3 separate regions of the Homo sapiens genome follow, and regions 1 and 3 are each linked to region 2. Evidence: chromatin loops called from intact Hi-C (ENCODE). Cell type or tissue: K562. All regions are shown on one strand.

What was found. Hi-C counts contacts between places; a loop is a spot of excess contacts. Peaks named below come from ENCODE experiments on the same cell type or tissue, not always from the same donor. Only the 100,000 strongest peaks of a DNase experiment are listed, where the experiment ranks them.
Region 1: a loop joins it to region 2, with 2.1 times the contacts of the local background. A loop is called at or near these places in 8 of 110 quality-filtered maps.
Region 3: a loop joins it to region 2, with 14 times the contacts of the local background. A loop is called at or near these places in 88 of 110 quality-filtered maps.

The regions. Positions count from the first base shown.
Region 1 is chr1:204,619,683-204,627,682 of GRCh38, reverse strand. It overlaps LRRN2 (leucine rich repeat neuronal 2), which reads left to right. Exons shown (of 2, transcript NM_201630.2): 2 at 7,465-8,000. The coding sequence starts at 7,691. It overlaps LRRN2-AS1 (LRRN2 antisense RNA 1), which reads right to left. Exons shown (of 13, transcript XR_007066814.1): 9 at 6,470-8,000; 10 at 5,844-6,326; 11 at 5,561-5,728; 12 at 307-710. Among named protein-coding and RNA genes, the nearest start is that of LRRN2-AS1, 60 kb to the right of the region's middle. RefSeq lists an enhancer at 7,266-8,000. In K562, CTCF peaks have their summits at 3,491 (motif pointing right) and 7,681; DNase peaks (open chromatin) are centred at 2,672, 3,472 and 4,202; H3K27me3 peaks cover 926 bases.
Region 2 is chr1:204,562,854-204,570,853 of GRCh38, reverse strand. It overlaps LRRN2-AS1 (LRRN2 antisense RNA 1), which reads right to left and starts at 6,683. Exons shown (of 13, transcript XR_007066814.1): 1 at 5,568-6,683; 2 at 108-194. RefSeq lists a silencer at 4,938-5,027. In K562, CTCF peaks have their summits at 4,393 (motif pointing left) and 4,838 (motif pointing left); DNase peaks (open chromatin) are centred at 4,413 and 4,883.
Region 3 is chr1:204,803,865-204,811,864 of GRCh38, reverse strand. No RefSeq gene overlaps it. Among named protein-coding and RNA genes, the nearest start is that of NFASC, 21 kb to the left of the region's middle. In K562, CTCF peaks have their summits at 3,611 and 4,453 (motif pointing right); DNase peaks (open chromatin) are centred at 3,634, 4,464 and 4,764; H3K4me3 peaks cover 255 bases; H3K27me3 peaks cover 603 bases.

The DNA of each region.
Region 1 (8,000 bases), 57 kb before region 2:
TGCCCCCAACAGGCTGGCTCGGCTCCCCTGCAGCCTTTTTTGGTGCAGTGCACGCAGACAGCAATGACTCTGTGCTACCTACTGGCACCTTCCACTCCTAATTAAGAAATAATGAGGTAGGCTGCCTTCCAGGCAGCAGAGCTCTAACACTCTCTGCTTGGGCCAGCCAGGAGACCTGGGAAGACAGAGATTCCTGCCTGGGGACAGTCCCTCCCCTCCCAGGCCCAACAAGGGGGGTTTCCTGGAACCCTGACCCCTCTCATTCCAGAGACGAGGGGAGGGCAAGTATGAACAAAGAAGCCTCACCTTTGCCCAGCAGATGCCCTCCAGTCCCTTCCCACCATGACAGCCCTGGAGGTCAGGCGAGCGCTGGCACCGGAATCATGGAACTGGCAAGGGCTGGCGATGGGGTTCGGATCCTGGCTCCTCCACACTCTCGCTGTGGGACCTCAGTCCGGCCCCTTAGCTTCGCGGAGCTTACGTTTCTCATCTGAAAAGTATGTCCCTCACAGAAGGATGGGATGAGGAACATAAAGTGGCTAGCAAATAGAAGTCCTGGTACATGGAAGACACTCAGGAATGCCACATCTTTCCTCTGAGACTTTGCTTTCTGTTAGCATCCCAGTGGCAACAACTAGAGTTGAAGGGACTCATTTTCCCAACAGAGAGATTCTCAGAGTAATGGTTTTCAAGCTTTTATAGCTACAGCCCTAGGCAAAAAAAAAAAGAAAAAGAAAAAAGAAAAAGCCTTGTATCATGTCCCAGTGCACAAATGCGTGTGTATAAAATAGGGGGCAGCATCTCAAAACAATGCTTAGTCTGGCCGCATACAATGCAGTATGATATTTTCTATTCATTTTTTTAATGTAGATCGTGACCCACGTTAAATTGTTTTCATGACCTACTAATGGGTTGTGATTCACAGTTCACGGCAGAGCACCCCTCAGTCCTGCAAGGGAAAGTGCACGGTACTAGGCTCTAGGGACACAAAAATCCGTAACAAACCATCCTTTCCTCGAGGAGCTCTCAGTCTGGTTGGGAAGACAGACTCATGGCCTAACAGTGAGGAAGTTGCCACTGTGGTTTGTTCAGAGAGTCTCGGGGGCAGCTGTGGGAGGAACCACTCTTCTCTAAGGGAAAGCGTCACAGGGGAGGTGGCATTTGGGATGGGTTTTCATGGCTGAAGAGGAGTTGAATAGTTGAAGTTGGGAAAGGGCACGGCAGGCACAGTGAGAGGCCCAAGGTGTGGAAGGAAAAATAGCCAGGGTGTGGTGTGTCTGGGAATGAGAGGCAGTCAGGGGAAGTGTGGCTCTCTCAGGTGAGCAGGAAAGCCCAAAAGAGGCCACCGTACAGGACAAGGCCAGAAGTGAAAAGAGAAGGTAGGTGTGAGCATTTTGGTAGGGGGTGTGAGGTGGGAGAGGGCAGATGAAGAGGGCGGGCATTTCCAGCCTTTGGTGGACGGTGGTGCTGATGGCAATGGGACCAATGCAGCACAGCCAGGCAGTGGGAGGAGATGTTGCATTTAGGACAAGCAGAATGGGAGGAGCCTCTGAGACTGCCGAGTAGAGTGACCCAGGGGATGGATGGTTAGGAGTGCAGGTCTGGGCCCCTCCTTCCTGGCCACCCCCAATCCATCCTCTTGCCTAGTGCTCCAGAACTCTGTGATGAGAAGGCCTAGAGGGCACGGGGGCCAGGAGGTCACCCACATCATCCTCCCTCAAGGCAGCATGGCACTCCCAGGCCCAGGCCATGAGGATGCTGGCCAGAGCTGGGCCCCAAGGCTGAGAGCAATTTTTAGATACGGGAACTCTAGAAAGAGAGAGAAGAATCAGCCTCTCTTCCTGGAGATCACTGGTTAAACATGAGATTCTAAGACGCTATAGCCCACTTTGAAGTAGGGGGAGGAATGAAGTGGATTTAAAGTTCCCTAATGCCAGAGTAACCTAATTCCAAAGACCCTGGTCCCAACTTGTCATGGAAAAGGAAGGGGAATTCTGGGTTTTCAAGATGAAACTGCTTGGCGGCGATAGAAGTCGGGACCGTGGTTAGCTCCAGGTGGGGGCTGGATATTGACTGGGAAGGGGCACATACGTAGGAACCTTCTGGAGTGCTGGAAATGTTTATGTCTTGATTTGGGTGGTGGTTGTACTTGTACCTATGCATGTTGGGATCAGGGACATTTATGTATTCTCCCGTACATATGTTATACCTCAACAATATTTTTTAAGTTTATTACAAAAGTTGAGAGATGAGAAGTATTAGGTATTAGTATTAGTATTAAAATTCATGGCCAAAACCGCAATTACTTTTGCTCCAATCCAATGTATGGTAAGATGAAAGGAGAGGCTGCAATGCTGGGAAGCAACAGAGGGAACTAACAGGCACTTCATGTACCTTCCATCCCGTACTCCTCCCAGCAATTCCAGAAGGGGTGCAGGCATTATCCCCATTCCCAGCTCAGGGATTTGGGGCTCGAAAGGTTAAGTACTTTGCCCAAGGTCACACAGCAAACAGCAGAGCCAGGCTCACGCCCCACCACTCCTCCTTCACATAAGTTATTTATGGAATTCAGACTCTGGAAGAGCAGATAAACGCTGAGGCTGAGGTCTCCTCCAGCTCTGAGGTTCTGGTTGTGTGTGATTAAATGGGAGGTGGAAGTGAGGGGCCAGGCTTACCTCCCAGGAGGAGCTGGAGGCCAGGTATGCAGATGGAGGACTGGCCTTCCTCACCCTCAGCATCCCTCCCACCCAGCGCTTATCTGCTGGTGAGGAGGCCGGAGTTTATCAACGCTACACTCAATTATGCCGCCCATCTCTCTCCGCAGCTTTGTGGGGAGAAGGGTGTCCTGGCACTGAAGCAGCCAAGGCCAGGCAATCGATCACCACCTGCCACCCTCCCTCTGGACCCTCAGCTCCCGGGGGGGGGGGTGGGGGGGGAACCGCCAGGGAGAGGAGGGAGGAGGAGAGGAGAGAGGAGACTCTGCATCCACCAATACCAGGCAGGAGCACTAGGGCTGTGCTGGGGCCGGGGGCCTGAGAAGCAGGGAAGGGAGAAAGTAGTGACAGCGTCTCCAAAACTCTTCCTTCAGACCTTTGCCAAAGGTCTTAGTTTAATCAGGGGCATTGTGGATTAATTCCACAGTTTCCGCTAAATCCACAGAAACAGCCCCGAGAACATAGACCTGACAGGGTTTGCAGCACCAGCCTTTCCAAGAGAGAAACTTGCCCTTGGAGTGGGCAACCAACCCTGCTTCTTGGAATACGGCTCTAGGGCTTTTGTCTCCTGTCCCTGAAGCCCACAGCTGGCCAGCAGTCACTGGCTGCGCAAAAAGCAGCCCCCAGCCCCCATTCAGAAGGCAGGCTGAGGTCTGTGTGCAGCAGCTGGCTCTGTTTGTCCCTGTGGTTCCAGGCCCAGCCACACACACACACAGGAACAGTGTCCTTCCCCACACTGTCCCCCAGGGGGGTTGTTCTAGGCAGGAGTCAAGGAACAGGAGCTGAGGGGCCCAGCAGGGGGCAGGTGCGTGGAGGAGCTGAGGACTCAGGTTTTCTCTGAAGGGATTTGCAACTGAGGCAGCCTTGCCCTCTGCTCCTGTAAAACAGGTGCTGATCCACATTGGCTGGGCTGGTGAGGCAGGATGTAGAGTCAAAGACCCTGGGTTTGAATCCTGACCCCACTGCATAGAAGCTGTGCAACCTCTGATGAATCACCTAACGTTTCTGACTCTCAGTTGCCTCCCTGGCAAAATGGAGCTAAATAATCCCTTCTTGCCTACACACAGGGTTGTTGGGGGGATTAAATGCAATGCGTGTTCTCTACACATTTCACTATAGCAACTCTCAAGCACCTGCTACATGCTCAATCCTACACTTGGTGCTCTGGGGACACAAAAAGCATGTAAGATATGGCCCCTGCCTCAAGAAGCTCGGAATCCAATTGGGGAAAGTATACACGTGACAGTCTGAACTCCTGATCACCCCTGGAGATTACAGATGAAAGACAATTAGCTTTCTCTGCAGCTCCCCGGTAGAAACTGCTAATCAGCCTGCATGAGCGGGCCATGTGCAAGGCAGCCTTAGGTGGTGATGGCAGGTGAGAGGGCAGCTCTGAGCTGCATCCTGGAAAGAGCTGCATGCTCAGCAGTGAGGGGGTGGACTTGTCTGGGCCTTTGCCAAGCCTTGGGGTCAGAGGTGCAGTGTGAACATGAGTCATCAAGTCACTGCCTCTGGATCCCGAGGCCCAGCCCCAGGCTCCCGGCCCAGGAGCCACGACCTCTGCCTCATCCACCCAGCCCAACCAGGGGAGGGAAGGAAGGGGCAGCAGTCTGGGGTGAAGGGGAAAGGCAAGTGCCTGGAGGGTTTCAATGAAGTTTTAAATGGTTCCTTGATCCCCTCAGTGCAGTTGAGCACGGACTCAGCGCTTAGAACCAAGTGTTGATGAAGAAGGGAAACTGGACTCGGGTAGGGTCTAAAGGTCAGGGAGATGCTGGGGCCCAGCTGAAGACCCCTCTCCACCTCCTCCAGCCCTCACCCTTCTCTCCACTTGGGAAATGTCTTGGGCTCTCCTAGTTGTTTCGTGTTTTTGAACCTGCCTCCCCAACTAGCATGGCACTTGCTAACTTATCGAGCCCTAGGAGTCCTAGGAGCCAACTTCTATTGTCCCCTAAGAAGTCCTATAGCTGGAGAACCTCCTGACCCTGAGGGATGACTGGAGCTGGAAGAGAGCTAACATTTGTCCAGTTCTTTCTGTGTGCAACACACTCATTTAACTCCAATGACAATCTCATGTAATACAGAAGGAAATGGTTGCTCAGAGCAGTCAAGTAGCTTTGCCTCAGGTACTTGGGTAGTGAGTGGTAGGGCCGCGATTTGGGTCCTGATCTATTTGCCGGTAGGTCTGCTCTCTCACAGCAGGTCTAGGTGGCAGTCAGGGGTCTCTGGTATGTAAGTGTGGCAGGATTACTGGCCATAGATCCAGTTCCACAACAGGGACCTCTCGGAGACTCAGCTTGTTCCCTCCTTCCTTTCCACCCACCTAGACCACCACAAAATTCCCTCCCTGCTTCCTGACCCCCATACACTGGCTTGGGTAGCTGGGTTCCCCTTGCACAGGTATGCAGGCATGCATGCATGTGTACACATGTGTTTGTTCACACTGAGTTTTACGTGTCGGTGCACACACACCCCTATCAAAACCTCTGTGCCTTTGAAGTCGCGGTTGTTTTTCCCACCTTCAGAAATAGCTGCAGAGGAAAGTGGGAAGTAGCCAAATGTAAATAGGCTTGCTGTGTTCCTGCTCAGGGAACGGGACCCTGCCTCCAGCTGCTCCCCTCCCAAGCCCTAGCATCCTGGAAGCAGGATGAGGGAGGTGAAGAGCCCCTCTGGCCCGCTGAGAGGCACCTGCCTGGATGGTGGCAGGAGACATAGCTCCAAGCTTTCTGCAGCTGCCTGGTAAGGAGTCATCACCCCAGGGGACGAGAACAGGCACAGGGCCTGCAGCTGCAGCATTCAGTGCATCCCAGACCCTCCAGAGGCCCAGGGCAGGGTCAGATCAGACAGACCTGGCAGCACAGATGTGAAGTGTAAACGGCACACAGCCCCCTGGACTTGGGTTGATTCTTGTATCTTGCTGCTCACCAGCTATGTGACTTGAGCCAAGTTCTTTAACCTCTTCAGGACCTCAGTCTCTTAATCTGCAAACTGGAGGTATTAGTGCTTATCTCATGTACCTGTTATGAGAGTCATATGAAAAAAGACATTCAGAGTCTTCAAAGAGTCCTGAGCAATGGTAGGTGCTCAGTAAGTGTTTGTGCATTTCCTTGACACTTGTAGCTAAAAACTTACCTGGAATCAGACTTCCACTCAGGAGTCAGACCAGGCTCAAGAAGGCAACACAGTCTGGCCCCTTTTTGTTTCCATCTTTGGTTCTAGGCCAAGGCTGGACTTGCCTCATGGCCCTGGCATCTGAGAGAGAAACTGGATAGGTTCCTCATGCTCAGGATGGAGGAAACAGCAGTGGCTTGCATTGTTGATTGCAGGGGTGATGTCTAATCTCCTGAAGAAAGGAACTCTGGAGTCACAGAGATTGATTCATACAATCAACACACACTGGGCACCCATCCCGTACTACAGGCACAAGAGGCAAGACAGGTCTCTAGTTAGAGACGTTTTCCCACGGTGTGGTCAGAACTGTGACAGTAGGAAGCATGAGTACTGCAAGAGCATAAAGCCAGCCCCTTAGTCAGCCAGGTGGGGAGGTTTTGGAGAAGACTTCTGCAGGTGGTGACTGAACTTAAAGTTGAGCGTTGAAGAACAAGTAGGAGTTGTCTGGAAGACAATGAGGAGGAGACATCAGAAGGGGTGGCATGTCACGGTAACCTCAACCCAAAAGGTTTGTGTGCAGCGGGTAAGTGGGGTGGTGACAAGAGAAGCCAGGTGAAGGGGCCGGGCCAGGTCACAGAAGGTCTTACCTGCACAGCTGAGGAGCTCAGACCCAGGCTTCTTAACTCCACTGCCTCCTCCTGGGCAACACTGCCAGGCTGTTGGGAAAGGAGAAACACTCCTGCCTCCAGGGTGGGGAAGTTGGCAAACACCAAAGCAATATCCCCACCCAGAAGATCCTGGGCAGCAGAACACCCCAGCCTGCCTGGATGTGTCAGGTCTGCTGCCTTTCACCTCTAGGGTCCTGGGGAGCCCATCCCAGATTTTAGAAGCTGTACTTATTTCCACCAACCCTCACCCACCTCCCACCTACACTGCCAGAGGAACTTCTGGAAACTTATCATTTTATCTTCCATTTACCCAGTGAGCCAAGGAGGCTGGGAGGAAAGAGGTAAGAAAGGTTAGAGAACCTACCTCACATCTCTCTGGGCTCAGAAGGACTCTGAAGATAACAATAATTTCAGCCCATCCACTCTCCTTCCCTCCCAAACACACATGTGCATGTACACACACACATACACACACATACACCTTCCTCTCCTTCACTGAAGACTCACAGTCACTCACTCTGTGAGCAGGTCATAGAAAAGGACACTAAAGCCTTAAGGACAGGCCTGGCCATTACCTCTGCAGCTCCTTTGGCTTGTTGAGTCAAAAAACATGGGAGGGGCCAGGCACGGTGACTCACACCTGTAATCCCAGCATTTTGGGAGACCGAGGTGAGCAGATCACTTGAGGTCAGGAGTTCGAGACCAGCCTGGCCAACATGGAGAAACCCCCATCTCTACTAAAAATACAAAAATTAGCCAGGAGTGGTGGCAGGTGCCTGTAATCCCAGCTACTCAGGTGGCTGAGCCAGGAGAATCGCTTGAATCCAGGAGGCGGAGGATGCAGTCAGCTGAGTGCACCGCTGCACTCCAGCCTGGGTGACAGAATGAGACTCTGTCTCAAACAAACAAACACGGGAGGAGGGGTAGATACTGCTTCTCTGCAACCTCCTTAACTCTGCATCCTCTTCTTCCAGGGCTGCCCCTGATGGGGCCTGGCAATGACTGAGCAGGCCCAGCCCCAGAGGACAAGGAAGAGAAGGCATATTGAGGAGGGCAAGAAGTGACGCCCGGTGTAGAATGACTGCCCTGGGAGGGTGGTTCCTTGGGCCCTGGCAGGGTTGCTGACCCTTACCCTGCAAAACACAAAGAGCAGGACTCCAGACTCTTCTTGTGAATGGTCCCCTGCCCTGCAGCTCCACCATGAGGCTTCTCGTGGCCCCACTCTTGCTAGCTTGGGTGGCTGGTGCCACTGCCGCTGTGCCCGTGGTACCCTGGCATGTTCCCTGCCCCCCTCAGTGTGCCTGCCAGATCCGGCCCTGGTATACGCCCCGCTCGTCCTACCGCGAGGCTACCACTGTGGACTGCAATGACCTATTCCTGACGGCAGTCCCCCCGGCACTCCCCGCAGGCACACAGACCCTGCTCCTGCAGAGCAACAGCATTGTCCGTGTGGACCAGAGTGAGCTGGGCTACCTGGCCAATCTCACAGAGCTGGACCTGTCCCAGAACA
Region 2 (8,000 bases):
GTGAGCCGAGATCGCACCACTGCATTCCAGTCTGGACGACAAAGTGAGACTCCATCTCAAAAAAAAAAAAAAAAAAAAAAAAAAGGACAATGCCTGAGCAACATTACCTGGGTCCCCTAGCCCAGCAGGGTTCTCCTTGTCTCAGCCAAAGATGGGAAGCTGACTTGGTTAGGCTGGGCATCCAGACACCGAGGCTGAATAGAAAAGAGATAAGAAAATTACAACTTACAGACTGACCCTGGGGATGCCAGAGGGTGGTCCAGATGGAGTAAACCCCAAAAATGACCTTCTCTGGTGTTAGCCTCCACATGCATTCTGTCTATTGTGCTGCATGGCTTGTGCTATGGTCTGAACACTGGTGTCTCCCCAAAATTCATATGTTGAAACTTAATTCCCGAGGTGATAGTATTAAGAGGTGGGGACTCTGGGAGATGATGAGATCATGAAAGCAGAGCCCTCATGAATGGGACAAGTGCCTTTATAAAAGAGGCTAGAGGAAAGCTGTTTGCCCTTCTGCCACGTGAGGACACATAGAGAGCACCACCCATAAAGAATGGGCTCTCACCAGACACCGAATCTGCCAGCACCTTGATCTTGGACTTCCCAGCCTCTAGAATTGTGAGCAATAAACAACTCATAAAGATATTTATGAGGCCAGGCACGGTGACTCATGCCTGTAATCCCAGCACTTTGGGAGGCCAAGGCAGGTGGATCACTTGAGGTCAGGAGTTTGAGAACAGACTGGCCAACATGGTGAAGCCCCATCTCTACTAAAAATACAAAAATTAGCTGAGTGTGGTGGTGCACACCTGTAATCCCAGTTACTAGGGAGGCTGAAGCACGAGAATTGCTTGAGCCCGGGAAGTGGATGTTGCAATGAGTGGAGATTGTGCTACTGTACTCCAGCATGGGCAACAGAGTGAGACCCTGTCTCAAAAAAAGAAAAGAAAAAAAGATGTTTATGAGTTACCCAGGCTAAGATATTTTTTATGGCAGTGCAAGGGGTCTAAGGCACTTGTCAGTAGGCTTTACCTACACTGTCCTCCCCGCCTATAACGAAGATCCGATCCTGAAGCTCAATAAAAACCTGGCCTAAGCTGGCATGCAGACCAAGAAAGACAGGAACAGGGCTTGGCACCATCTCCCTTCCTGAGAGTCTGCTCCAGCACCCAGGGTGCAGGGTTGTAAGCAAAGCCAGAAACGAGAGGGATTACAGACTTCACAAGCCAATGACTAACTAGTATCTGGTGAATTGAAGCAGAGATTTCCTAGCATGTGACAATATTAACATTTGCAGCCTGGGTTTTCAACTCGTCCACATCAGGGGTCTGGTTGGCAAAGCCCTGCCACCTCCCCCTCATTTGACTATCTGCTGCTAAAAGTCAGAAATGATCAAAGGCCCTGCTTTTAAAGGCATAGTGGGGCTCCACCAGACAGCGAGAAGCCCAGGCAGGCCCCACCTGGAAAGAACAGAGAACGCACACACACTGGAGTTTGGGGTTTCATTCTAAACAAGTGGGGCATCCCGTCATCACTCCACAGGGGAAGGAGGGTAGCGTCCAGTGGAGGATCTGCAGGCACCAGCATGTTAAGCACTGCTACCTTGTAGAACCTACTTTCTGCTGGGTTAACAGGAGAGGAAACAAGCATGGGGGAGGATACAGCTCCTGGTGGTTTTTAAAGAAGAGTGCGTTTAAACTCAGAGTGTGCCTGAACAGCTGGGCTGGAAAATTGCTTGTTTAGCTCTGCAGTTTGTGTCAGGGACTCACTGGCTGAGAGAGAATAAAAGCAGCTTGATTTTGCAAACTGTCAGTATTATGAACCAAGGCAAAGACCTCTAGGGAGCAGGGACTCACGCGACTTCTTTTCCTCATTCCTACACAGCAGAGGGAATGACAGGACCAAGCTCAAGAACAATTGCCCAGGGGTCTGAGCTGTTAGCACTACAGGCATTGATTAGTGTCTACGGTTTTCATGTTCCCGGCTCTGCCTTCAAGGAATCACAGCCCCAGAATTCCTGAATCTCAGATCCAGAAGGGACCGGAGATGGCACAGGAATCCCTGCTTTAGCTCCTGTGACAGCTCCTGGCCTGTGCGGAGCCCGGTGCCCCAGGGAATGCTTACTACTCCTCTGCCCAGCCTGCTCACTGTTTGCCAGCATAGACTGGTGGTAAATTCCATCTTGTGTGAGCTGAAACCTGTCTCCCTTTCATCAACCAGCAGAGTGGGCATGTACCACAGCACCTTAGATGAGAATGGCCCCTCAGAGATCCCATGAGTCGGACTACCCAAATTCACCTGCAAGCATTTTTCTCTGGGTCTACCTAGTGTTTCAAAACTTTTCTTTTGATCCAATATTGACAACAGAGAGATTTCCTAGAAAAATCTAGCCTTGTGGATTTTCTTGGTATATTGGAAAGGCTGGCAACCACGACCCACACTACCATCTGAAAAGACCTGGCCGGAGTTGGGTGTTGGTTATCCCATTGTTATGGGCATGGATCTCCAGTTTACTCTCACCTCCTGCACTCCCTACTGTCCCCATTCCAGCAGCTCTCCTCTGAGATCGCACTGGTCTCTGTAGCTTATGAGTTTGTGAGACCAGACCTTGTTCATCCTCCAAGTTTTACCAGTTGCCATGTGCCAGGATCCTCCTTGGCCTATGGTTCATTCCCTTCCTTTATAATTTAACCTCTTCCCTTCCAGAGCCACACTCACCCCAAGGGATTTCCTTCCTCTTGTCCTGCTCCTATTTCCATCTTGTGGCCTTTATTGATATAAAAATAACCAAACTAACAAAGCAACTTTGTTAACTACTCCTTTCCTTGTGCCCATGCATTTAAATCAGTAGTGTTCAGCCGGGCATGGTGGCTCACACCTGTAATCCCAGCACTCTGGGAGGCTGAGGTAGGTGGATGGCTTGAGCCCAGGAGTTCGAGACCAACCTGGGCAACATAGGGACATGGTGGCGCATAGCTATAGTCCCAGCTAACCGGGAGGCTGAGGTGGGAGGATTGCTTGAACCTGGGAGGTCGAGGCTGCAGTGAGCCTAGATTGTGCCACTGCACTCCAGCCTGGTGACAGAGTGAGACCCTGTGTAAAAAAAAAAAAAAAAAAAAAAATCAGTAGTGCTCCACCAGCAACAGGACCATCTATAGTCTACGTTTAAGGACTTTTGGAAATTTTTTGTATTATAATGACTGGGGCAATTAGTGCTTGGGGTCCAAAAATGCTAAATATCATGCTATGCTAGGAGTAGTCCCATTAAAAAACAAACCAAAACCTTATTCCATTCAAAATGCCGCTAACCCTCATGGGAAAATATTGATTTAAACAGAATGCTAGCTAATTTTGTCCTACATCATTTTTCTCTATGCCTGTGTAAAATGAGAATAATGTATTTCATTCTTATACCAATTCATTTCTTTCACAGAGTTGTTGTGAGGATTGTGTGAGATTTAAAGAACAGATACTTGACACATACTAAGCAAACAACAAATGCTAGCAACGATGGCTGATTCAGAAATGGAATGGTGAGACAGGAACTGGTGTGCCTGCCCACAGACCTGAATTCTAGTTCGAGCTGGAAGAGCTAGTCTGCCATTCACAAACCACATGACCCTGGTCATGTTTCTCCCCTCTGAACAATGAAAGGTTGTACTAGATTTCCGGAGTCCTGGTCATCCCGAATATTCCATGGTTCTGTGTTCCTAATAAGACAAACAGCATACCCTTTTTTTTTGAGACACGGTCTCACTCTGTCACCCAGGCTGGAGTTCAGTGCTGTGATCTTGGCTCACTGCAACCTCTGTCTCCTGGTTTCAAGCGACTCTCCTGCCTCAGCCTCTCGAGTAGCTGGGACTATAGGCACACACCACCACACTTGGCTAGTTTTTTGTATTTTTAGTACAAATCCATGTTGGCCGGTCTGATCTCAGACTCCTGACCTCAGGTGATCCGCCTGCCTCAGCCTCCCAAAGTGCTGGAATTACAGGCGTGAGCCACTGTGCCTGGCCAATACCCTTTTTCTAGTCAATATTCTTGTTGGCTTTTCTTGTCTCGGCCAGCACTCCCAGGTGCAATGGTGAAAGCTAGCCCGAGGCTGTATTTCCTTCCCCAGCAAATTAAAGAACAAAGACAAAGAACAAACCCTATGTGTATACAGGACACAGATACACATTGGTTATCATTGAGTCCCTGAAGTCTGTAATGTTTTCAGGGAGGTGGTGGTGGGTAGCCTCAACTTCTAGTCGTTTCCCTTCCTTAGATGGGGAAAGAGTTTTCTCCTGGAATACAGCCTTTTGTGATAGGTACCTGTTGACCACTAGGCTCTCATCACAGAGGGATTCAGGGAAACAGCTTCTGAGGCTCTACCGAGGCTCAGAAATAGATCCCTCCCCCTACTGCCTGCTGGAAGGAAGGCTGGCCCGATAGGCTAGGAGGCGGGAGGTTGTACATCAAAGGGAAAAAAAACAGCAGTTCAGTTCATTTGAATAAACCAGGAAGAAGGGAACTGCAATAGGTTATTACTGAGAGAATAATTTGTAAAACTAGGTTACAGATAGTCTCGAGGAGATGGAGACTGAATGGTAAAAATGGACAAAATACAAAATGGAAATAGAGCTCTCTTGGTGGCTGGTGGGGAGTTGGAGCACCATTTACCCTACACTTCTACTCCATATTTTCCTTCTGGGTGTGAGAGGTATTTTTCAAATGATTTCTTAAAACACCAGGGGTAAGAATATTTCAATAGACTTAAGGGAGTTATACTCAAGCAGATTCAACGATGTTAAGGGCAAGAGGGACCGCCCGCCCCCTTAGATTTTTATAGGTTACTGGTGCCCTCTGGTGGGAGATAAAGGTTACGTCTGTGGGGTATAGGCCCGAGATTTGATTGGTCATTCGTGTTCAGATGCTGCAATCCTCCAGCTTGATGTGCCAGCAAGAAGAGGCAGTATCAGGTGATAAGCACCTCACAGGCGTTATCTCACTGGTCCATCAGCCTGTTTCACAGATTAGGAAGCTGAGGCTTAGAGACACGAGGTGAACTACCTAAGGTCACCCAGCAGGCAGCTAACTGGCAATCCTAATTCATTGCCAAGAATTCCAGGAATGCTGATGGTCAGGTTTTCAAACATAGACAAACTGTCATGCACACTCACACTCACACAAAAAGAAAAGACAAAGAAGAAAGTAGATGCAATTTTCTCCAAAATGTATCCCCTACGAAGGTAGCAGCTTTACCCAGTTTTGAGCATTGTACTTTGCTGGAGTTTAAGATTTCCCAGTTTAGGGCACTGGAAAGTTCGAGTCTCTTTACCTTGAATCAAAAGCATAGCTTATTTCCCACTAGTGATTCTCTTAGAGGTTAATGATGAAGGGGAACAAGCCCTAGACTGAGAGGGGGCAAGAGCTGGTTACCAGACCAAAGGTGTGAATTGGCCATGTGATACTTGATATCACATCTGTTGTTGTAAAGTAAGGGTGTTCAAGAAAGTGATCCTTAAGGCTATAAAAGATATTTTTTTGCACCCCTTGCCCTAAACTTAAAATAAGTGCTCACTCACCTCTCCCTTCTTTTCTCCACTCTTGCAAGGTTTTCCGTGTATGTATGTGTCAGAAATATTGGAGTATCTGCCTAAGCCTAGTAAAACAAAACAAAAATCCATTCTCATCCCCATGATGCTTTCATAATCTTGTCCTTAACCATTTCCCACTGTTCCTCTTCCTCTCCCCAAACCTTTCCCCCTTAGCCTTAGACTTCAGCAGTGGTTCTCAGAATGTGGTTTCTAGGCCGGAAACATCAGCATCACCTGGGAACTTGATAGAAATGCAAATGCTTGGACCGCATGCAGACCTACGTTACTGAAACCTCTGGGTGAGGCCCAACAACCTGTCAAACACCGTCAGACCTGTCAAACTGTTTGCTCAAGTTTGAGAGCCACTGTTCCAGATCAGGGTTCTTAATCTAGGGTCCACAGATGGTTCTAGGAAGTCTAAATGTTTTTTGAATTTGCATATAACATTTTGCACAAGTACATGCCCTTTTTCTGGAGACAAGTTCTCAAAGCAGTCAACTCTTGACTCCAACTACACTATCATTCTGTTTCTTTCTTTCTTTTTTTTTTTCTTTTTGAGACAGTTTTGCTCTTGTCGCCCAGGCTGGAGTGCAATGTCTTGATTTCCACTCACTGCAACCTCCGCCTCCTGGGTTCAAGCGATTCTCCAGTCTCAGCCTCCTGAGTAGCTGGGATTACAGGTGCCCACCACCACGCCCAGCTAATTTTTGTATTCTTAGTAGAGATGGGTTTCACCATGTTGGCCAGGCTGGTCTCAAACTCCTGACCTCAGGTGATCCGCCCACCTCCGGCCTCCCAAAGTGCTGGGATTACAGGTGTGAGCCACCGCACCCGGCCTATCACTCTGTTTCATAAACAACTTCCTGCCTACATCTGCAAACTCTTCTTTCCTCCTCTTCTTTGCCTTAAAAGATACCTGGCTTTCCCTCCAAAGGATCTTGGTGGTCACTTTCCCATACCTCATGTGCTTTCAGGATAGGGTATGGGGCCTCCCCAGTACTGCACTCAGACCCCTATTCTTCCACACTTCCAAATCTCTGCATATATATATATACACATATATATATATACACACACACACACATATATATACACACACATATATATATACACATATATATACCAAATCTCTGCATATATATACACACACATACACACACACACACACACACATATACATATATATATTTAGATCTATACTCCCCTTTACTCCTCCTTTACTGCTGTCATCTGCTGACTTTGCTCACACTTTCCCTTGTTCATTACAGACTTTGGGTTCCTACCTCCTACCAGCTTCCTGGATGATAACAACATCACATGAATGACCCATCTAACACCACGGCCTCGTGGGACCTTAACCACTTCATGTCAAAGAATTTCACCTTCACATACTCCAGCCACTCACTCTGTTAGGCCCTGGGAGCTTGCCCTCATCTGGGATGCTCCACCGTATGCCAGTCAGCTTATGCCAAATTACACTGTGGTAACAAACCCCCAAATCTCAATCGCTTGAATTAACAAAAGCTTGTTCCTTTGTCCCTCGCAGGATAGGTACAGCTATGGTCCCTGTTCTCTTCAGTCTTGGAGACAGGTCAAAGGGAGCAGCCCCCATTTTGGGACACACTAGCCTCACGTGGAGGAAAAAGAGCACTGACTTACCCACACAATGGTCCCTAAGCCTCTGCTCAGAATAGCACAGTTCATTTCCACTTGCATCCCATTGGCCAGCCCGCTGCCAGTGGTGCAGGAAGTGCAATCTTTTCCAAGGCCTGGTAGAGAAAAGCTGCGCAGGTTTTGACAGTAATACATCTACCACAGCCTTTGAAGTCCTATTAGATCTTTCTTCCTCTCTCTCTCTCTCAACATAGCGACCTGTCTTTTCAGCTCCTGGTCCTCTCCTCCTACTGTACTATTCTTCAGTTTCAATCAGCCCCCTCCTGGAAATGACAATAGATAACATTTACTGAACACTTAGTAGGTTCTATCTTGACATCTATTATCTCGTGAGTCATTGAGAGCTTAGAGAAGTTAGCCTGTCTTCACCTCATTCTGTCTTCTAGGTTAGAACCATTACTTCGCCTATGAGGAAAACAGAAGAACCAGATAGAACTGAGAGGCCAGGTCAGGGCCATAAATGTGTGACACCAATCTGCAGGTTGTGTGATGTTTCTCCTGTAGTACGCATTGGCTGGCCTCAGTGGTCCTCAACCAGAGGCCATTCTCCCACTTAAGTAATATTTACCAATGTCTGCGGACATTTTTTATTGTCATAATTAGGGGAGTGCTACTGGCATCTAGGGAGCAGAGGCCAAGAATGCTGCTAAACATCTTAGAACACACAGGACAGCCCCCATCACAGAATTCTTCAATCCAAAATGTCAACAGTCCTGAGGCTGAAAAGCCCTGGTCTGCAAATTGGAC
Region 3 (8,000 bases), 240 kb before region 2:
AATCACCCGGGAGCTTTAAAAATATATAGATTCTGATTCTGTAGGTCTAGGGTGGAGTCCAGAAAACTGTAGGTTTCAAAAGCTCCTCAGCCAGATGCTGTGACTCACACCTGTAATCCCAGCACTTTGGGAAGCCAAGGCAGGTGGATCACTTGAACCCAGGAGTTTGAGACCAGCCTGGGCAACATAGTAAGACCCCTACTTCTACAAAAATTTAAAAGTTATATAAATGTTATGGCCAAGTAGTTGGGACCTGTAGTCCCAGCAACTTGGGAGGCTGAGGCAGGGTGATTGCTTGCGTCCAGGAGTTCAAGGCTGCAGTGAACCATGATCATGCCACTGCACTCCAGCCTAGGCAACAGAGTGAGACCCTGTCTCTCAAAAAGAAAAAAAAAAAAAGACAACTGATTTAATAATAATACCACAGAAGAGGGAGGAGAGGGAATAGAACTATATATAAGAAACATTTCTATGTATCACTGGAATTAAGCTAGTGTAAACCTAAAGCTAATTCTGATGACTTAAGATGTGTATGAGTCAGACGTGGTGGCTCACGCCTGTAATCCCAGCACTTTGGGAGGCTGAGGCGGGCAGATCAAGAGGTCGGAGATCGAGACCATCCTGGCTAATATGGTGAAACCCCGTATCTACTAAAAATACAAAAAATTAGCCAGGCGTGGTGGCGGGTGCCTGTAGTCCCAGCTACTCGGGAGGCTGAGGCAGGAGAATCGCTTGAACCCAGGAGGCAGAGATTGCAGTGAGCTGAAATCGTACCACTGCACTCCAGCGTGGTGACAGAAGTGAGACTCCATCTCAAAAAAAAAAAAAAAAAAAAAGAACACTAACAACACTAACACTAACAATAGCTAATGAGCTAAAAAAAATTGCAAAAAAAAAAATCTCATAATGTTTTAAGAAAGTTTATGAATTTGTGTAGGGCCACATTCAAAACCGTCCTGGGCTGTATGTGGCCTGGGGGTCGCAGGTTGGACAAACTTGGTATAAGCATTCCTCTTTCTCTGCAACCTTGCCAGCAACTTTTTAATGTATCCATTCTGACTGGTGTGAGATGGTATCTCATTGTGGCTTTGACTTACATTTCTCTAATGATCAAGTATGTTGAGCTTTTTTCATATGCTTGTTGGCAGCATGTATGTCTTCTTTTGAAAAGTGAAAAAGTGTCTGTTCATGTTTTGCCCACTTTGTAATGGGGCAACAAAAAAGACATGAGACATAGGAAACAAAAAGTAAAATGGCAGATGTAAATCCAACCATATCAATATATATGAATAGATTAAACAATTCAATCAAAAGACAGATTATCTGGGAAAAAAACACATCATCTAACTCTATATGCTGTCTACAGTAGACTTGCTTTTTTTTTTTTTTTTTTTTTACTTTTATTTTAAGTTCAGGGCTACATGGGCATGACCTAGAGAATCCCTTTACACAATGAGAGCATCTATAAGGAACTTGTATATAGATGCTGGATATTAGACAAAGGTCAAATTTAACTTCCTAATAGACACTGGATATTAGATCTTTGATGCATAGTTTGCAAAAATTTTCTCCCATTCTGTAGGTTGTCTGTTTAATTTGTTGATAGTTTCTTTTGCTGCGCTGAAGTACTTTAGTTTAATTAGATCCCATTTGTCAATTTTTGCTTTTGTTGCAATTGCGTTTGGTGTCTTCATCATGAAATCTTTTCCTGTTCCTAGAGACAGAGGTTATCTGACATGCTTTTTATTTAAAGATACAAATAGAAAGTAGAAAAGTGGAAAAAATATATATTATGCAAACAGCAACCACAAGAAAGCTGGGGCAGCTATACTGATTGATATAAAACAAAACACTTCAAAATAAAAAATGTCCCTAGAGACAAACAAAGGCATTTTATAATGACAAAAAGTTCAATTCATCAGAAAGATGTAAAAATTATAAACATATATGCACCTAATATCAGAGCACCAAAATACATGAAGCAAAACCTGACAGAAATTAAATAGACAATTCAACAGTAATAGTTGGAGACTTCAACATCCCACTTTCAAAAATAGACAGAACCACTGGACAGAAGATCAACAAGGAAATAGAAAACTGTAACAACACTGTAAACCAACTGAACCTAACAGCCATCTATGAAACACTCTATCCAACAACAGAATATATATCCTTCTCAAGTGCACATGGAACATCAGGGATAGGCCATATGCTAGGCCATAAAACAAGCCTTAATTGCACTCTTGGACATTTATGTCTAAGAAATAAAAACTTACGTTCACACCAAAACCTGTACACCAAGTGTTCATGGCAGCTTTATTTGTAATAGGTGAAAATTCAAAATAGCCCAGATGTCCTTCAACAGGTAGATGATTAAACAAACTATTTTTATCATGATTATTCTAAGTATCATTATTGTCATTATTATTATTGAAAAACACTTGAAAATCTCACCACTCAGAGAAGACTGATGCTGTCATTCTGGGAAGCATCCCACTACCATCTCACATGCATGTACACACAAATGGTTATATGTACACCTCCAGCAGTTCTCTATCCTTTTCCCTTCCTGAAATGATTCTCAAATGTAACCATATCTCCCAAAGGGGCATATCACACTTTCCTGGGGTGAGTGGTTGGGGAAGACTGTGGTTTATAAAATCTCTCCAGGTGATTCTGAATGATGACTCCATTCTTCAGAGAGGCACCCCACCTTCACCCCAGTACCTAGAGAATCCCTGGGCACTTTACACAGATGGGAGCATACTACACATAGGATTTTGTAAACTGCTTTTCACATTCTACATCATCCTACCTACTGGCTGCATAGTATTACATTTTTGGTTTTGGTGTACACAAGATTTAAAACTAATTCCATGTAGATATTATTTAGCTCTTTCTGTCAAAAAAATATCAAATGTTGTGGTGACCAACTTTGTATGGATAAAATTAGCACTTTATATATTCCTTTTAGTGGAATTTCTGGATCAGTGGGTTTGAACATTTTAAAATTTTAAAATAAAATTCATATGCTCTCTAGGAAGATTACGGATTTCTTTTTTATCAACACTCCTGCAACAAACAGTGCATCAGGTATTGTTTAGACTAGAGTATTCCCAACACCCTTTAGCCTTTATTTATTTTGAGACAGGGTCTTGCTCTGTCACCCAGGCTAGAGTGCAGTGGTATGATTACAGCTCACTGCAACCTCAACCTCCTGGGCTCAAGGGATCCTCGTGCCTCAGCCTCTTAAGAAGCTGGAACCACAGATGTGCACCACAACACCCAGCTAATTTTTTGTTTTTTATTTGTAGAGACAAGATCTCGCTATGTTGTCAGGCTGGTCTCAAACTCCTGGACTCAAGGAATCTCCCTGCCTCAGCCTCCCAAAGTGCTGGGATTACAGGTGTGAGCCACCATGCCTGGCCCTCCTTAACTTTTAAAATTAAGTTCCAAAGGTCTTTGACAAAATACCGCCCTTTGGCTTTTGATCTCAAGCAAAACGCTAACGCTACTCATTTACTTGTTAGGTTACCGGAACTGCCCAGAGCCTATTTTCTCCTTTTTCCTTCCAACTATCAAGGCCATTTGCTTCTCTTTGCTGCCGCCTTGTGCTAGAACAGGAGAAGTTCATTATAAGAGAAACAGCAATTGACAACCCCTTACTTCCAGGGCACAAAGGGGCCTGCAGTCAGATCCTGACAGTCTGCCCTATATAGATCTGGGCCACAGAGAGAGACAGAGCTCTGTGCTTCAGTGCAAAAGGAACTTGGTACAGAGCCCAGAGGAGGCCTTGAAGTGATGAGACTGGGCATCAGAGACCTGGATTCTAGATCCTAGATCTGAATCTGCCCCTAATTTGCTATTGGGCAAATTTGTTCTTTGTCCTCTGTTTCTTCTCAGTGAACTGAGGGCTAGATTATTGTTTTGTAAACTGTAGGTGGTGACCCATTAATGAACTGTGAATTCAGTTATTAAGTTGTGGCAAGTTTTTTTTTTTTTTTTAGAATCAAAAGTAATGGAAGTGTCAAAATACGCTATGCATACTAAGGGTAAGTATTGCTTCCTGAGTTCTTTCAACGCAGGGGTGTCCTGGACTGTTGCGTTGTAAAATGCACTGCTTACTGATGGGCTTGGTCAGTACCGTTTGAAGGCCACAGGCTCAGGGGAGCTCCAGGGTCCTCCCAGCTGGAGCTTTTAGTTGTTAGTTGGACTATTCACCATTCGTGGTCAGAAGGCCCCACCAAGTGGAGGAAGGTCTGGTGCTGTGCTGCTGAGGTCTTTTCTTTCCCTCCTCTTCTTACCTGCTCTACAGTGACAGGAAGCCCCAGGCTGTAATGCAGGTGACTGGTGAGAGTTTCCCAGTGAGCCCCAAAGCAAAAACAACACACAACAAACTACAGTTCTTGAGTCGGAATTCTCCCAGCAGGGGGCTGGCAGTGCAGGTGCAGGTGCCACTGACCCAGCAGAGGCACTAGGTGGCGCCACAGTGCCGGGCTCATCACTTCGCCGCGGCACTGCAGAGGGCAGTGGGAAACCACGATTCTGGGATGGACAAGGGGCAGCGGGGCTTGAGGTCCTGGGTACTCTGACCCGGCCGTCCTTGGGTTCCAAAAGTCTGGAGTGGAGGGGGAAGATTGTTTAACCTGCTCAGGGGTCTCTGATCCTGGAGCGGAGCTGGTGGACTTTGCGGTGGATCTAGCTCCCGGACAGCCGCAGATGGCAGAAGCTGCCATTAGGGGGCAGCAGAACACTGGTGTTGGGAGAGCGGGACCGGGCTTCAAGGGGAGGAACGCGGGTAACGGGGTCAAAGGCCTCAGGGGCACGGAGCCTCCAGAACAGAGCAGCCTCGCTTGCTCTCTCCGAGGGCTCCAAGAGGAGGACAGAGTCCAGCTTCCAAAACAGGAACCCTTCCAGTGGTGTCCTGGAGCTGGCTTATACCAGACCTGATGGTTAAATTTTCACAAAATTTGTTTAAAGCCATCGTTTAAGACTTACAATTCTTTGAGTTCCGTGTGTGTCCTGGATATTAACCCCTTGTCAGATGCGAAGTATATGAATGTTTTCTCCCATTCTGTAGGTCGTCACTTCACTCTGCTGATCATTTCCTTTGTTGTGCAGAAGCTTGTTAGTTTAATGGAATCCTATTTGCCTGTTTTTGCTTTTGTTGCGTGTGCTTTTTTGGTCTTATTCAAAAAATCCTTGCCCAGACCAATGTCATGAAGGGGTTCCCCAATTTTCTTCCAGTAGTTTCACAGTTTCGGGCCTTACATTGGTTTTTAATCCGTCTCTATTTGATTTTTGGACATGGTGAGAGATAGGGAGTCTGGTTTCATTTTTCTGCATATGAATATCCAGTTTTCTCAGCACCCTTTATTGGATAGATTGGCCTTTGCCCAATGTGTGTTCTTGATGCCTTTGTTGGAAATCAGTTGGCTGTAAGAGCATAGATTTATTCTTGGTCTCTCTATTCTGTTCTGTTGTTTTGTGTGTCTGTTTTTCTGCGAGTAAGTACCATGCTGTTTTGATTGCTATTGCTTTGTAGTGCATTTTACGTTTGTAGTATAGTCAGATAGTGTGATGCTTCCAGCCTTATTCCCCTTTTATTTTAAACAGGTGGGGTCTCACTCTTGCTCAGGTTGGAGCACAGTGGCACAATCATAAGTCACTGAAAAACTCCTGGGCTCAGGTGATCCTCCTACCTCAGTCTCCTGAGTAGCTGGGACTACAGGCATGTGCCACCACTCCTGGCTAATTTATTTTTTATTTTTTTTTAGAGATGGGGGTCTTAATGTTGCCTAGGCTGACCTCAAACTCCTAGCCTCAAGTGATCCTCCCTAAATGCTGAGATTACAGTCATGAGTTACCACACTTAATGAATTATAGTAAGTCCATGTGATAGAGTAACTATTAACACAGTGAAAAAGAATGAGATGACTTTCATAAAATGGTAAGGATGAAATCCAAGATAGATTGTAACTTAAAAAAGCAGAATCATTCCTAAAATTGAAACTACTTCTAAATATGTGCAACTACTATGTATCCATAATAATTAAAAATAAATTTAGGATTAAATAAAAAATTTAAACAAGCAAAAGTCAAAAAGAAAAACTAGTACTAGATCACTAATCAAATATTTTAAAATAAAATTGAACCTATACAAGTATCAAAAGAAAATCTGGGAGCATATTTTTATAATCTTGAAGTGTGCACAATCTAAGTATGGTTCAAGCCCTGAAGTCATAAAAGAAAAAACTGATAAGCTCAGATCATACATTTCTACTATGGTAGCAAAAACCACCATAAAAAAGTAAAAGCATGAATGACAGAGTGAGAAAATATTTGCAACATCATGAACAAATGGTTCCTTTAATGAGTAAAAGCTCCTACCAATCAGTAAGGAAAAGATCAACAAGCTGGGTGTTGTGGCACATACTTGTAGTCCAAGCTACTGGGGAGGCCAAGATGGGAGGATTGCTTGAGGCCAAGTGCTAGAGGCCACAGTGTCCTATGACTGCACTTGTGAATAGCCACTGCACTCCAGTCTGAGCAACATAGCAAGACCCCATCTCTTTAAAAAAACCAACAAGATATAGAACACTATGTGTAGTATGTGGCTATTTGCATTAAAATATAAGCTTTTATATCCCTAGAAATATCTGGAAAGATAACCCATGAGACAGGTACCAGCTTAACATGAGAAGGGAACTGTGGGCCAAGAGTCAGGCTGGGAGGGAGCTTAGATTTTCAATCAATACTAGTTTTACACTGTTTTAATTCTTTATGGTGTGCATGCATTAACTTCAAACTCTTCAAAAAAATTCATTGACAGGGAGGCAAGTCTCTAGGCACAGACCAAGCACCCACATTCCCATCTCTTCAGTGACCCATGTATCTTTGGATCTGCCCTGCTGCTTCTGCATTTCTCTCCCTAATTAAATACTTTCTTTTCTTCAAGGCTCATTCAAGCTTCTGACTCCTTCTCTCAAGCCCATAGAGGTGGCCTCTCCCTGCTGTCAACATGTAACTTGTGGAATGTTCCTTCCCTCCCTCCCTCCCTCCTTCCCTCCCTTCCTTCCTTCCTTCTTTCCCTTTCTTTTTCTTTCTGTTTTTTCCTTTTCTTTCTTCCTGCTTCCTGCCTTTTTTCCTTTTTCTTCCTTCCTTTCTTCTTTTCTATTTATGCTGCTCTGTGCGTTTGTTGCTTGTCTACATCTACCATGAGAATTGTGTTGTACTTCTTTCTATCACCAAGAATGCCATCTGCCTTTGGTAAAGAGTCATTCCTGTCTTCCCTGACCTCCCAGAACACTCATGGTCACACCACACAATGCATTCTGTAATTATACCCTGGCAAATTTCCCATCAAAGCACTAGGAGTCTCACCCCAGCTACACCGGGAGCTCCTAGAAGGTAGGGGCCTGGATTTTGCTCATCTCTGTGGTGGCTCAGTGCTGAGAGCAGAGTGGGAACCCCAGAGAGATATCTTGAGTTCCCAGGTGATGGATGGAAGGTCACTCAACACAGAAAAACATCACTACTGCTTTTATTGGTCACCCAGTGGATACTAACACTTGGTCCTGGAGGTCTAGTTGCTTTCTATGCCACAAGACCATGGTCCTCTCCCACTGTGGAAATAACACACAGGCAGAGGGAGTGGCCTGTAGCTGGTCGTGTGCCCAGGAGTTCAGAACCCCGCACCTTCTTCCATCATTGCAGCCCCAGTTCCTCAGCTTCATCCTACCAGCCCCCTGGAAAATGTAAAAATGTAGGCAGGTCTCTTCTTTCTTACCGCACTTTAATCCCACCCCTACCTTAACCATGAATATGTGTACACTGAGGCTTAAATTTTCCTTTGTGAACTTCTCAAGTTCAGGGAAACTTTCACTATATATTTATGAATAGTTATGTGTTGAACCCTGGCAGCACTCTGAGTTCAAAGATAGACAAACAGTGTGCAGATGCTGCTCTTAAAGAGCTTACAGTCTTTTGGAGAAAACAGT